2 separate regions of the Mus musculus genome follow, and region 1 is linked to region 2. A link is a contact called in ENCODE Hi-C or POLR2A ChIA-PET data. All regions are on one chromosome and are shown on one strand. The core of a region is the stretch at or near the end of the contact, and the rest is flanking DNA. Distances in the headings are between cores, read along the strand shown. Region 1 holds the start of Pramel12 (PRAME like 12). Region 2 holds the start of Prdm2 (PR domain containing 2, with ZNF domain).

The links. A loop is a pair of places that touch in the nucleus more often than their neighbours do. ChIA-PET counts read pairs that join two places held with the same protein, here RNA polymerase II (POLR2A).
Region 1: a loop to region 2 is called in a map of regulatory T cell, with 3 times the contacts of the local background. The contact joins the promoter of Pramel12 here to the promoter of Prdm2 in region 2. A Hi-C loop is called at or near these places in 2 of 37 maps with a recorded cell type or tissue (T-helper 2 cell and regulatory T cell). POLR2A ChIA-PET finds 5 or more read pairs at or near these places in 1 of 5 experiments (Patski).

What each region holds. Positions count from the first base shown.
Region 1 is chr4:143,407,371-143,414,002 of GRCm38, reverse strand. Pramel12 (PRAME like 12) reads right to left here and starts at 1,577. Exons shown (of 5, transcript NM_172877.3): 1 at 912-1,577.
Region 2 is chr4:143,209,229-143,215,760 of GRCm38, reverse strand. It overlaps Prdm2 (PR domain containing 2, with ZNF domain), which reads left to right and starts at 3,052. Exons shown (of 10, transcript NM_001081355.3): 1 at 3,052-3,146.

The sequences.
Region 1 (6,632 bases), core at 328-2,827, 200 kb before region 2:
AGGAATTTCAAGCTAATCAATCAAATGTAGAGTTAGAAGGTCAGGGGTTCAACTGAGACCAGCCCAAGCTTAACGAGACTCTGTCTTTAAGAAATTTTAAAGTCAGTGGGCAACACTAGCTAGACATGGTAGTGCATGCCTTAAAACCAAAGCCTTAAAACCAAATACTCAAGAAGCAGATGCAAATGGATCTCTGTGCATTCCAGGTCACCCAGGGCTACAGAGAAACTCTGCCTAAAAAAAAAAAAAAAAAAAAAAAGTAAGAATGTAAATGAATAAAATCCAAACTCTAAGAAGATGGAATTAAAAGGATCAGATAAGACTATGTCTTCAAAATAAAATGAAATGAAAATTTTAAAATGTGAAGTCAGATATGATGAGACTACATGTGAATTCTACCATATTCTGCATGTGACTCTGTCTCTAAAAAGAAAAATTAAAATAAGCCTTAAATATTGAATCATTAATTCAACATTCAGAGGGGTGAGGCAGTCTGAAGCCAACCTGAGCTAGACTAAGGCCCCATCTAAAAAAACAAAAACAAAAACAAAAAACAAAGAAAAAATTTAACTTGACACAAACCAAGGTATAATTCTAGATATTCCATTAACTTTCAGCTTGTAGTTCCAGCTTGGGGAGGCAGATGCAGAACTGCCAGGTAATTTAAAAGCACTCTTGGCTGATCTGCGTTCTAGGTGGGCCTGGGCAGCAAAGTAAGGTCATGCCTCAAATAAAATAAAATAATAAATGAAACCAGCAAATTAAGGTCGAAGATGATGGCAACCATCACTATTAGTAAACTCAATGCCTGCGATCTGTTCCTGGGAAGAGAAGAAATCAGAGTTCCTTTGGCATCTTGGGTCAAGTGGCCCTCAATCAAAACTGTGCCCTTCTGGAGGTGACTGACTTACCAGAAACAAGAACTGATGGCAGAACTCAGAATCCCAGCAGGCCCAGGCAGTCAGTCCAAGCTCGGACTCCAAGTGCTGGTGAGTGTCTTCCCGAGCTTCTCTAAAGCTTTTATAGCCATCTTCACTTCAAACTTCCGGCCTGAGGCGTTTTCATCCGTCTCGCACTTCCGGCCTGCAGCGTTTTCATCCGTATCTGTCTCGCACTTCCGGCCTGAAGTGTTTTAGCCGTATCCGGTCCCACACTTCCGGGTTCCGTTTTATACTTCCGGCCTGAAGCGGTTTTTATTTTTTTGTTTTTCGGCGGTTTGTTTTTTGTTTTTTGTTTTCTTTTTGGTCGCCCCTCCCCCGGCTCGGTCCGCGTATTCTGTCTCACATTTCCGGTTTGTAGTCCCGCCTGTCAACCACAAGCCGTCCTCTGATTGGATGACTGAGTTTCCGCCACGTCTGGGCGTTTTCTGTTTCTGTATTGATTGACAACATAGTCTCCGTGGAAAAGGAAAAAAAAAAAAGAAAGAAAGAAAAAAACAGCCGGGAAAACCGCGCACATCCGCGGAGAGGCAGATGCAGGCGGATCTCTGGGGAGGTAAAGCCAAATTCACGGAGATGAGGGAAAAAAATCCTGAAAGCCGCGGAAGCGGTTCACGCCCTTAATCCCAGAACTCCTGTGAGCGATTCAGGCGGATCCCTGTGACGTCCGGAGCAGCCTGCTCTACGTAGAGCTCCAATACAGCCAGGACTACATAGTGAAACTCTGACTCAAAAAATAATAATTTAAAAAAAAAAACTGAGATTCCGTGAAAGTCAAAAGCCGATGCGTTAATTCACTTCATTCAATTTGTTTTCTGTATTTGCTTTACTTATTTATTTTCTTGTTAATTCACTTGGTTCTGCATTTCTTTCATGAATGAAAAAATAATAAACTAAGGACATGGCTGCTTCTAAGTATGGTGGAGGAGGAGGTTTATTGTAGGGGAAAAGGGAAGCATAGGCAGACAGCTGGGGGAGTTCAGAGTGGACATAACCCCTGAGCCATAAGACCCGGGTGCTGTGGCCAAAAGGTAAAAAGGGGGCAGGTAACTAAAATGGCTGGGTTATATAGAGAAGGGCAACACAAGCTGGAGAATTTGGGGTAGAAGGTGGAGTGTGCCAGCCATACCCTGTAACAAGGGGTACTGGGAGAACGTGGCAGCCTGGTCCACATTGATATGTTAAATAGGCACCTCAGCCATTTATTTGAGACTTAGAGTTTCAGAGGTGGAATCTTGCTCAGTACCTAAGGTTGATTTGGAACTCCAACTCTTAGCCAGTCTCCAGTCTCCACCTTCCTCTGGGGTTGAGCCAAGAGGAAGTTGTGAGCCAACATACCTGGCGGAATTGTATTCATTTGTGGCCCACTTAGTTCTAAGTATGAGTCACTGGGGATAGGAGTTTTAATCTGTGCCTGACGAATAGACATTTCTTAAAGCTGATATTATTATTGGCAAAGTTACGAATATGTTCTGGATCAGGGCCTGAGCTGGATGCTCTCTACCAGTCATCTGCTGTGGCATCTTCTCAGAAGGCAGGAAGATGTTCCCATTAATACTGCAGTAAGTGGCCTGGGAAGAAAGCTCAGTTTATAGAACAGTTGCTGCCCAGTATTCTCAAAGGTGCACTGTCCAGCAAGCACTGCATGCACCAGACAGACACTGTGGGGCATACTTGTAATCTCAGAACTAAAAAGTTAAGAGTTAGGAGGATCAGTTCAAAGTCATTTTTCCCCAAGCTTCATTGCCGGCCCAGGCTATATAGACCCTTACTCTCAAACGATGAAGAAACTTGCCTTTGAGAACAAAGGTTTTCCACATTAGGTTTTCCAGAAGGTAGAAGATGCTTCAGAAAGTGTCAGCCAGCACACTGGCTAGAGAACATGCAATAGAGAGTGGGGGCTGTGGGGTGGGTGAAATGGCTCATAGGTAAGGAGACCTGCCACAGCACTAGACTATTGGGTTCAGTCACACACTTAAGTGCTGGAAGAAGAAAACTGACTCTTGGGCTTGCCCTCTGACCTCCACATACACCCACAGACATACAGAAAATACACATACTTTTTTTTAAAAAATGAAAAGGAAGGTAAAGCCAGAGTGATAGCTCAAGCTTATATCTCAGCACTCAGGAGGCTGAAGAAAGCTTGCTACAAGTTTTGGGTCTAGCCTGGACAACATACTAAAACTCAGTTTCTAGTAAACAGCTAACACTGGAAGCAGGACCTCAGTGCCACAGGGTATCTTGCCATCAGACCTGAGGGCTTAGGTGATAATAACCTAGAAGCTCTGGAGTTAGGAGCTGTGGCAGCCTGGGATATCAGAGAGCAAGCACACAGTAGAGAAAGGCAGTACCTCTCTGGCAGTGTGGTTGGTAGCACCTGAAAGTTTTGGTTTTGTTTGTTTGTTTGTTTTGCTTTGTTTTAATATAGAGTCTCTTTACATAATCCTGCCTGTTCTGGAGCTCACTGTGTACTGACTTTGAAAACTCACAGAGGAGCTGGAGAGATGGCTCAGTGGTTAAGAGCACTGACTGCTCTTCTGAAGGTCCTGAGTTCAAATTCCAGCGATCACATGGTGGCTCACAACCATCTATAATGGGATCTGATGCCCTCTTCTGATGTGTCTGAAGACAGCTACAGTGTACTTGCATATATAAATAAATCTTAAAGAAAAAAAGAAAAGAATACTCACAGAGATCTGCCTGCCTGCCTATCCCCACTAGGTGCTGGAACTTATGTCATGTACCACCACACCCAGATTTCTTTTTAGATGAGACACAGGTCACACCCTGTAACCTTCATGGGCCTAGAATTTTCTATATAGACCAGGCCTTTCTCATACTCAAGCTGCTTGTCTTGCTTCTGTTGTCCTTGCCGTTTAAGAGTTGAGGCAGGGGACTGGAGAGATGGCTCAGTGGTTAAGAGCAATGACTGCTCTTCTGAAAGTCCTGAGTTCAAATTCCAGCAACCACATGGTGGCTCACAACCGTCTGTAATGGGATCCGATGCCCTCTTCTGGTGTGTCTGAAGACAGCTACACTGTACTTACATAGAATAAAAATAAATCTTTGGGCTGGAGCAAGCAGGAGTTGAGGCAGGAACATTGCAAATTGAGGCAAAGACCAAGTCCACAGCAGCCTAGGCAACTGAGAAAAATCTTGCAACACCAAAAAGGTACAAAAGGGCTGGGGACAGAGCTGCAGCCAAGGGGCTAGTGTAGTACACACTTAGCTTTAATTCAGTCCATAGGACAGAAGAAAAAAAAATCATTATCAAGTGCATGAGACAACAGTCCAAAGGGGCTAAGGTCATTATTATTCCAAACTGTAAATGACACTCAGAACCTCTGAGATGTCCTCACAGGCTGTGGACGAAGCCCAGGGCCCCACACACAGACAGCAAGCACTCTAGTGCTGACCTAGCTCCCACCCTCTGCTCCATTTCACGCTCTTAAGGTTTCTTAGTTGGCCTGGAACTTAATATCCTACTATCTAGGTTGGAGAGATACCTCAGCAGCCATCTGAGCTGGATCCCTAGAATATAGACAGGTAAAGGTGGAAGGGAGGAAAGAATCAACCACACACACACTATTGTCTTCAGAAGACACAGGTCTTCTGACCTCTACCTGTGTATCACAGTTTGTAAGCACCCCCACCACACATAATACGTATATAGCACTAGTACCACCACCAATAATAATGATGATGATAAAAATAATCTAAGACACAACCTAGCCAGGCACAGTGGCTCAGTTCTTTAAACTCTGCACTCAGGAGATAGAGGCAGGATGATCTCTGTGAATTCAAGGACATAAACAAAATCCAGGACAGCCAGAACTACATTGAAAGATAATGATAAAATACATATATATATATACATACATACTCGAGTAAAATTAGTTTTTAAAAATCCATTAAGCAGGTCATGATGCTATCACCTTTAGTCCCAGTACTCCAAAGGCAGGAGCAGGCCAATTAGTATGTGTTTGAGACCAGCCTACAGTTTCAGGCTAAACAGAGTCATATGTTGAGACCCTCTCTCAAAGCGGGGGGAAAAAGCTCCCTAAATAAACTGGGCTTTGAGGCTCACTCTTGTAGTCCCAGCATTTTGGGAGCCTGAAGCATAAGAATTGCCATGAATTCATGGGCTAGCTTGGGCTACATAATGAATTTCAAACCAACCTAGGCTACATACAGCAAGGCCCCGACTCAAAGCAGAAGTTGTCCTCTGACAAGTATGCTATGGCACAGGTGTGCCCACATACATACACACACTAACACACATGAAATAAATGTAAGAGAGAGAGTACGGAAGGGAAGTAAATCTCTGAATTTGTGGAATAATCCCAAAAATGGTCCACTGCCCTTCATCGTAGTCTCAGTCCAATATCTTTCCTTCATTAAAAGCTGGTCAGTTTGACACACCCAAACCTCCAAATATTATTATTGTCTGGCTTCTCAAGAAAGCCTGACTCCCTACCCGCCCAGTCTCTTGATCAACATTCCAGCCTTCCTGGACCCTGACAACTGCACCCCAGTTCAGCAGGAAATAGTTACAGAAGAGACTATCGACCCCTACCCCATTATCACCAACAAGTATCTGGGTGGAAACTCAAACATTCAATCTGATGACCGCTTGTGTTTAGAAGCTGAGGCAGCTAAGGGGTGGATAGCATTGAAGAGACTTGGAAGTCTGGGAGCCTATTCCTGCCTGATTGGGAACCAGTCTTTATTGTCCAGATCTGGACCTCCATTGGGACACCCCATCTCACCTGGGCTAGACCATAGCCACTGGGGACATAGGCCCAAGATGGCAAAGAAAACTGGCTCCTGGTTCTTTTCATACACAGGTTGGTTTTGGCTCCCAACAAACCTTTGATTCATCACAATGTTTTCTGTTTGTTAATTTGTAGGTTTAATTTATTATGTAGAATTCACTGTGTAGGCCAGGCTGGTCTCTCCAGTCTTGGAGATGTGCCTGATGGGATTTTTTGTTTTGTTGAGACAAGGGTTTTGTTTTGTTTTGTTTTGTTTTGTTTTGTTTTGTCTAATCTTGCCTAAACTGGCCTGGCACTGATCATGTAGTTCATGTTGGCTAGAATTTGCAATCTTCTTGCCCCTGACTCCTGAGTGCTGGAAGTCAGCATGTGTCTGTCACCACCCATACCCTGTCACCTCCCTTTACCCTGTCACCACCCTTACCCAGCCTCCCAGTAACTGGACTTATAGACCAAGTTGCTCAATCATCCTGAATTATGCTTTGGTTCAGTTTGTTTTAGTATCCTGGATTGTGTGTGGGGTGTGTGTGTGTGTACATGCACGCTTGCACATGAGCGTGTTTGATTTTGATATTTAGAAAAAAGGTCTCCTGGCTCAGGCTAACTTCTAACATCATAGGTAGCTAGGATGACCTTGAACTCATGTTCCTCTGGCCTCCACCACCTGAACACTGGGACAAAAGACTTGAGCCACAGTCTTAATTTGTATTGTTTACATGTATATGTGTGTGAGTGTATGCTATGTGTATATAGGTGTCTAGAGAGGTTAGAAGTCAGAGCCTGGGGGCTGGAGCAATGGCTCAGCAGTTAAGAGCACTGACTGCTCTTCTGAAGGTCCTGAGTTCAAATCCCAGCAACCACATGGTGGCTCACAACCATCTGTAATGGGATCTGACGCCCTCTTCTGGAGTGTCTGAAG
Region 2 (6,532 bases), core at 1,803-4,302:
GAGCCATATTTCCAGCCCCTGGCTTCATTTCTTTAACTGGGCAATGTCTTCATCCACATTGGCCTTAGTTCTCACAGCTGTACATGCGCTCACCACACACAGCTGTGATGAATGGGACATAATCCATGTACAATGTCTATAACAGAACCTAGCAGGGAATAAGTATTGTCATTCAGGGAGTCTTAAGTCCACTTACATTGTCACTGATACTGTAGTTTAAAGTCTTTGGTACTAGCTATAAAGTGTTTAATCTTTTTTTTTTTTTTTTTTCGAGGCAGGGTTTCTCTGTGAGGCCCTGGCTGTCCTGGAACTCACTTTGTAGACCTGGCTGGCCTCGAACTCAGAAAACCACCTGCCTCTGCCTCCCAAGTGCTGGGATTAAAAGCATGTGCCACCACCGCCCAGCTAAGTTTTTAATCTTTTAAGGGGCAATTCTATAGAAATTGCTGTGGTTTTGATTACAATCACATTTTTTTTTAAAAAAAAATACAATGTCTGGGCTATACATAACTGCTTATCTCTATCTGTTTTGAGAGTCAGGGAGATGCCATTTTCCCCCCGTAAGTATTATCTATTTAGTGCTTAGACATTGCTCTGGGTTTTGAGTGTAGCATGTGCCATTTTAACACATAATATGTGCATAAGTGACCAGGGCTGAGCCAGGTGACTTGTGCAACATGGAGTTTCATTCACGTTGCAGACTTTGATAGTGAGTGTGTTGTATACGTCCGTCTCCTAATAAACAGACCACAATTTCTGATTAAAGCATCTCTATTCCCATCATCCTTCATTAGCAAGGCATTTCATCATTTCAAAGAAGGAAAACAGTAGTATTTAGTACACCGCACAGCTAATCATCACTAATGAAATTTCACTGTAATCTCCATAGCCTTTGTCTTTTTTAATTGAACAGATGAACTATAAAGTGTGTCGTTCAGTCTGGGAAGTATCACAGTTTAGAGAATTGAAACATGTTCAAACAAAATACACAGATTAAAAGTATACAGTGGTTGGTTAGAGGTGGTATTTAGAAGGACCGAAGATTTACTCAGTGTGGTAGGCTAAATAATCGTTACTAAGCATCTGACCTCAACTCAATCCCTTGAATTCTCAAGCATTACCTCTTGCAGAACTTCTGTTGCTATGACTCAGCAATGAAGAGATTAACTGTGGTTTAGCTGGGTATCCTCAGTGCAACTGTATAGATTATGAAAGAACAGAGGGAAATTTCACTACCTACAGAGGAGAAAGTGATGTAAAGATGAAGAGAGTGTGATGATGTTGGCCTTGAAGAGTTGAGTGGCATAGTGACAAGCCAAGGAATGTTGGCAGTCACCAGAAGCTGGAAGAAGGAAACAGTCTCCCCTAGAGACCTCAGAGGAAGTGTGGTCCTACTGACACCTTAGCTTGAGTCTACTGATACTGATTTGGACTCTAGCCTCTACATTTGCAGGAGATTAAATTTCTGTTGTTTTAAGACATCAAATCTGAAACCGTTGCCCCAGGGGAAAAAGGCATTGTCATATCAGATTAAAGACAGGAAGAACAGCCACTGCCTTCTTGGCATGGTGTTCTCTGGTTTTACCATGTCATGTTTTGATTTGACAAAAATCAAAATCCCCTATATTTCCTTTTGCATTCTATTGGATGCCAGGGGGTAAGTAGATTTTCTTTTAAAATGATGGCTATGGCAGTTTGGTGGTAGATGAGGTGGTGGTCTCCCTTTTGCTCCCACGCTACCTCAGATGATTTTTGATGCATATACTTAGTAAGGTGTTAATCAAATAAAGAGTGCAAATTCCAGTGGCAGCCTGTACCATAATAGTGTATATTCTAGTGACAAGTTTGCATGTCTCTCTTAGGTTTGTAAACTCTTGACTAGTGAGAGACATAAGCAAACATTTGAGGTTTTATTTCCTCTCTCCACGGGCTCTGTGGTGATCCAGACCTTGACAACACTTGACATTGTCCTCACCTGTCAACAGTACTGATGAGATAATCACCATGTCACCAATCCTTTACAGAGTATACCACAATCCACGTTGATTGACGTACTTTCTAAACAACAGGTACATTTGATGAGCTTGTCTGGTCTTTCCAAAGTTTTGGAGGCACATTTGAACATAATACATTATCTATTTTTCAGATCCTTTTCTCAGAGGACTAATACGGCCCACTACACTTAGATTTTTTTTTTTTTTCCTTTCTTCTCAGAGGATAGCTTTATCTTGAAGTACTCATGGCTCTGGGTACCATCTAGATGTGACAAGTAACTTTCATCTCTCTACAACTTCAGATTGATTGGCAACTATGTTCCCGTCAAACCTCTTTTCTGGGATGTCAGAAGTGGTCTCCAGTTCAATCCAATCCATCTCCAGCTCACTTGTTTGTAAATAGTGGTGCAGTTCCCAAGGGCAAGATGAAGGCCATGCTGGGTACCACAGAGCCTTGGCACTGACCTAGGCCCATAGCTGGCAGTTAGCAAATGCCTCCTGGTAAGGGATGAATACAGCCGCTCAGTTGCATCTGCTTTGCTGAAGTTTCGGGTTTGTGTGTGTGTGGCTATATTGGTCCTTTGCACACCATTTAAACGGTCTATTTGCCTGGCAGTGGTCTAGTGAGTGGCCTTCAGAGTGGATTCTGCTCTTGTTTTTCTTGAAACAAGGTCTAAGGGTGTGGTCCTGCCTTCCTGGAATTCACTATGTAGCTCTGGCTGCTTCTGCCTCGAGTTTGGGGATTAAAGTGTGCGCCACCACGCCAGTCAGTCGCGGTCGTCTGAAGTAGGGTGGCTTCTCTGACCAACTCTTGAGTTTCTCAGCCCTAACTCTATAGTGGTCAGGCTGGCCCGGCCATGGCGACGCGGGCTTCCCTTCGAGGTAATAACGCTCTGGGGCGAGCGGCGAGTCCGTGATTGACAGAGAGGGCGACACAGTCCGCCGGGGTCACGCCTGACCGTCGTGTTGAGCTCCTCGGGGTCGCAGGCCACGAGCTACGCGCGGGGTCGGGGTCGGGGTCGGGGGTTGTGGGCGCCGTGCCGACGTCACTTCCGGCCGGAGCCAAGATGGCGGCGGCGCGGCCGCGGGCGCCAGAGCGACGGCGGCGGCTGCGGCTCTGGGCTCGCTGAAGCGTTGGCACGTCGCGCTCTGGTGAGGAGCGGCGGAGCCGGGGAGGGCGGGCGGGCCTCGGGGGAATGTCCCTTGGTGTCAGTGAGGAGTGTGGCCACCGCGGCGGGGGCGACCGGGCCGGGCGCTAAGGGGATTGCGGGGCGGGCTGACGCGCCCCCTTCGAGCTTCCTCCGAACGGCCGGGAACCGGTGGCTGGCGCTGGCGCCGACGCGAGGCGGCGCGAAGGCTCCCGCTCCGCGGCTCTTAAGTCCCCGCGGCCAAGTTTCGGGTCCGTTTGGTGACGGCGCGGCGGACTCGGGGTGCGCGGCTGCGGGGTCGGCGGGGAGCGCACGTGGGCCCCGGGCGGTCCCCATCCGCAGGGCTGCGCTGATCTCTGCTCTTTTGTGTCCCGGGTTGAATGTGCGAGCGCATCTGCAATCCTCGAGTTGGTTCTGTGCCTCGAGCCTTTGTGTTTTTCACCCCCGTATAGTTTCCGTGTGCTATAAACCTGCCAGTGGGCTCCTCGAGTGTCCCCCATCGACCCACTGGTGCATACGTGCATGTGTCACAGGTGTGCGCTAGCATACATAGGACTGGTTTGCGTTCGTCAAAAGATCCATCTACTATGTCTCCGAGGGTGACGAGCGAGACACGAAATAGACCTTAACAGGTCAGTGTTCTTCCACGATCCACGCGTGAAGCACCGGCCAATGGCCTAGCACTTACCGTTAGGTCGGGCCTCGAGCTGGGGAAACAATCCCACAGATCGCCGGGAAGCCCCGTTGCCTCTTACTACCCAGCTGGAATTTACACCTAGAGAAATGGGGTTTCCCTTCACCCCCCGCATTTCATGTATTGAGGATTTGGGTGTATTTGACACGTGAACTGCCTTTTGCCAAGTTCCAGTGCCTTGCCCTTAGGACCCTTTAATGAAACACGGGAATGTTTGTTTCTAGTACACAGTGTCCCCAGAACATGACTAAAATTGTATCTCAAAGTTTTTTTGTTTACTTCGAGGTTATTCTTTAAAGTAATATATACAGCAAAGACAACCTCCCAATGGTTTTTTGTTTGTTTTTTGGTTTTTGTTTTTCTTTTACCTACAATAGCACAGACTACAGTTGGATCATTCTGCCCACGATGATATTGGAAAAGAGGTTTTAGGATATTAAGAGGAGGAACTGAGAGACATTATTCTGTTGTTTTCCTGTTCTATAGAGTTCTGTTTTTGAGATTGCACGCAGCTGCCACCCTCCAAGCTCTCTTTCACACACTTTATTTGATGAAATTTCTTTTTCATGAGCAATCTCGCCATAGCTTTGAAAACCTTCAGAGATCATTTAATAAGCCCCCTTTATTCCAAGCCATGGGAAGAGAGCTGTAAATCCATTGTTGGAAGCAACACTCAGCTGCATTTGGTGTTATTTCAGGGCTCGACCCTTCCCTGCCCCCCCCCCCCAAAAAAAAGCCGTCGATGCATTTACAAAGTTATTAGAACCAGGGACATAATGAGAATGCTCAATGAATGTTCGCTGTTTGTTGATGGAAGACTTGGCTTCGTTGAGGTTTGAGGTGGTTTGTTTTACATTTTCTATGCAGTGCTCGGGATAAGAAGGTGTAACTTTGTAATAATGTATTAGCTCTGTAAGCACAAAACAGCAAAACAGTCGCACTGGAAGACAGTTGGAAAACAGAGGCGCACAAAGAAGGAATAGAAACCGCCTGTAAACTTCCGCCTCCTCAGATAGCCATTGTTAACATTGTAGCAGATTGTCACTAGTCAGTCCCTCATGGTGTGCCTGCTTGTATTTCTTTATTCACATACATTCATTTATAGAAGCATGCACTTCTGTATAATAGTCTATAGAGAATTGATATGTTGTGTATATCGATGAGGCTTGTCTTTCATTATGCTGTTGTGTGTTTCTATGTCTTTAACTGTTCTTCAATTTGATGTTTAATGGCTGATATGTGGATGGGCCATCATTCATTAACCAATCCCACATTGATTTTCAAGGCTTCTAAAGTCTGACATTTCTTTTCATTAATTTTCGGAAGTTTTTTCTCTGTGATGAATTTAAAAATTCTGCAACTATTTAAGATGTGAAAACTGGAAAATCTGCTTTGGTAGTGTCTGATGATACATCTTTTTTTGTTTGTTTGTTTGTTTCAGCTACCTAAGAAGTAACCTCCCTGATTTCTCTGTGGTGTCTGTAGCTCACACATATCTGCACACAGTTCCTTTTGATGATTATTTTATACTGGCTATTTATTTATTAATGGGATTTTTTTTTCTTTTTTCAGAATGCTGATATCTTTTCAACTTTAGATCTGACTTAGACACCTTTCAGGGGTGTGTTAAATCACAGTCTCCAGGGTGGAGAGCACTGTGGAGTATTTGCTATTTTCATGTCTTCTGACTAGTTTCGTGTTAGTTTTAATATATGTAAAGGGGAAAAACCCAACAGCAAATATGCAGCTTTCACTAGCAAACTCCATAGTGGAAGTGTATGTGGGCCTTGAGGGGATACGTCAGACCTGCATGCAGAGAGCATCTGCAGGGAATGCTGCATGTCAGACCTGCATGCAGAGAGCATCTGCAGGGAATGCTGCATGTCAGACCTGCATGCAGAGAGCACCTGCAGAGAATCTTCAGGGAATGCTAGATGCAACCGGGACATCACCAGCTGAGCACCTGCTGAGCACTTCTGCTCCTGCTGACATGCATTTAGGGCTTCATAGTTTGATTGCTGCCTATTAGCAGTCACAGTGCTTGGGATTGGGCCTGGTGTCATGTCCTAGTGCTTGCCTTTTGCAGTTAGAAATTTTTAGTTAGAGCTATAAAAAAATGATTTTCTTAGAGCAGGTCAGGGGAAACTGGAGTCTGTTGGTAGGGATAGCATGGTGAGTTAACAATGTTCCTCGGCCACTCTACTGCTGATGTGTGGGCTGGATTAGTTTTCTTGGGGATGTCACTCTTGTCCATGGTGGAATGCTTAAGCAGCTCCCCTCATCCACCCACAAGTGGCAGTGGTCCCTCCTTTAGTTATGACAAGCTGTGAAGTCACCAGACATTGCCATGGAGGGACAAAATGGAATGATTCTAAACTAGCTCATTAAATGAAACTTCCTTTGTTGGATGGTTGAATCACAGAAGCAGCTGTGGTGTCTCCAAGAACTCTGAGGACAGATGCTATGGGTTAGACCTTGAAGAAGGGAATTGTCTTCCCATCCAAATTTCTTCTAGCTTTTGCTTTTGTGGTTATAGAGTAACTCTCTGTAGTTGAACATTGACGTCCTTTTATGGGAAGAAACATGGCAGTGTGAGGTAGGCTGGAGATTATGACGTTTTCATGACATGGGATCAGCATTCCCAGTATGCAGATTAAATTATTATAAAATTTAAATACATTTGCATAGAGTAGATG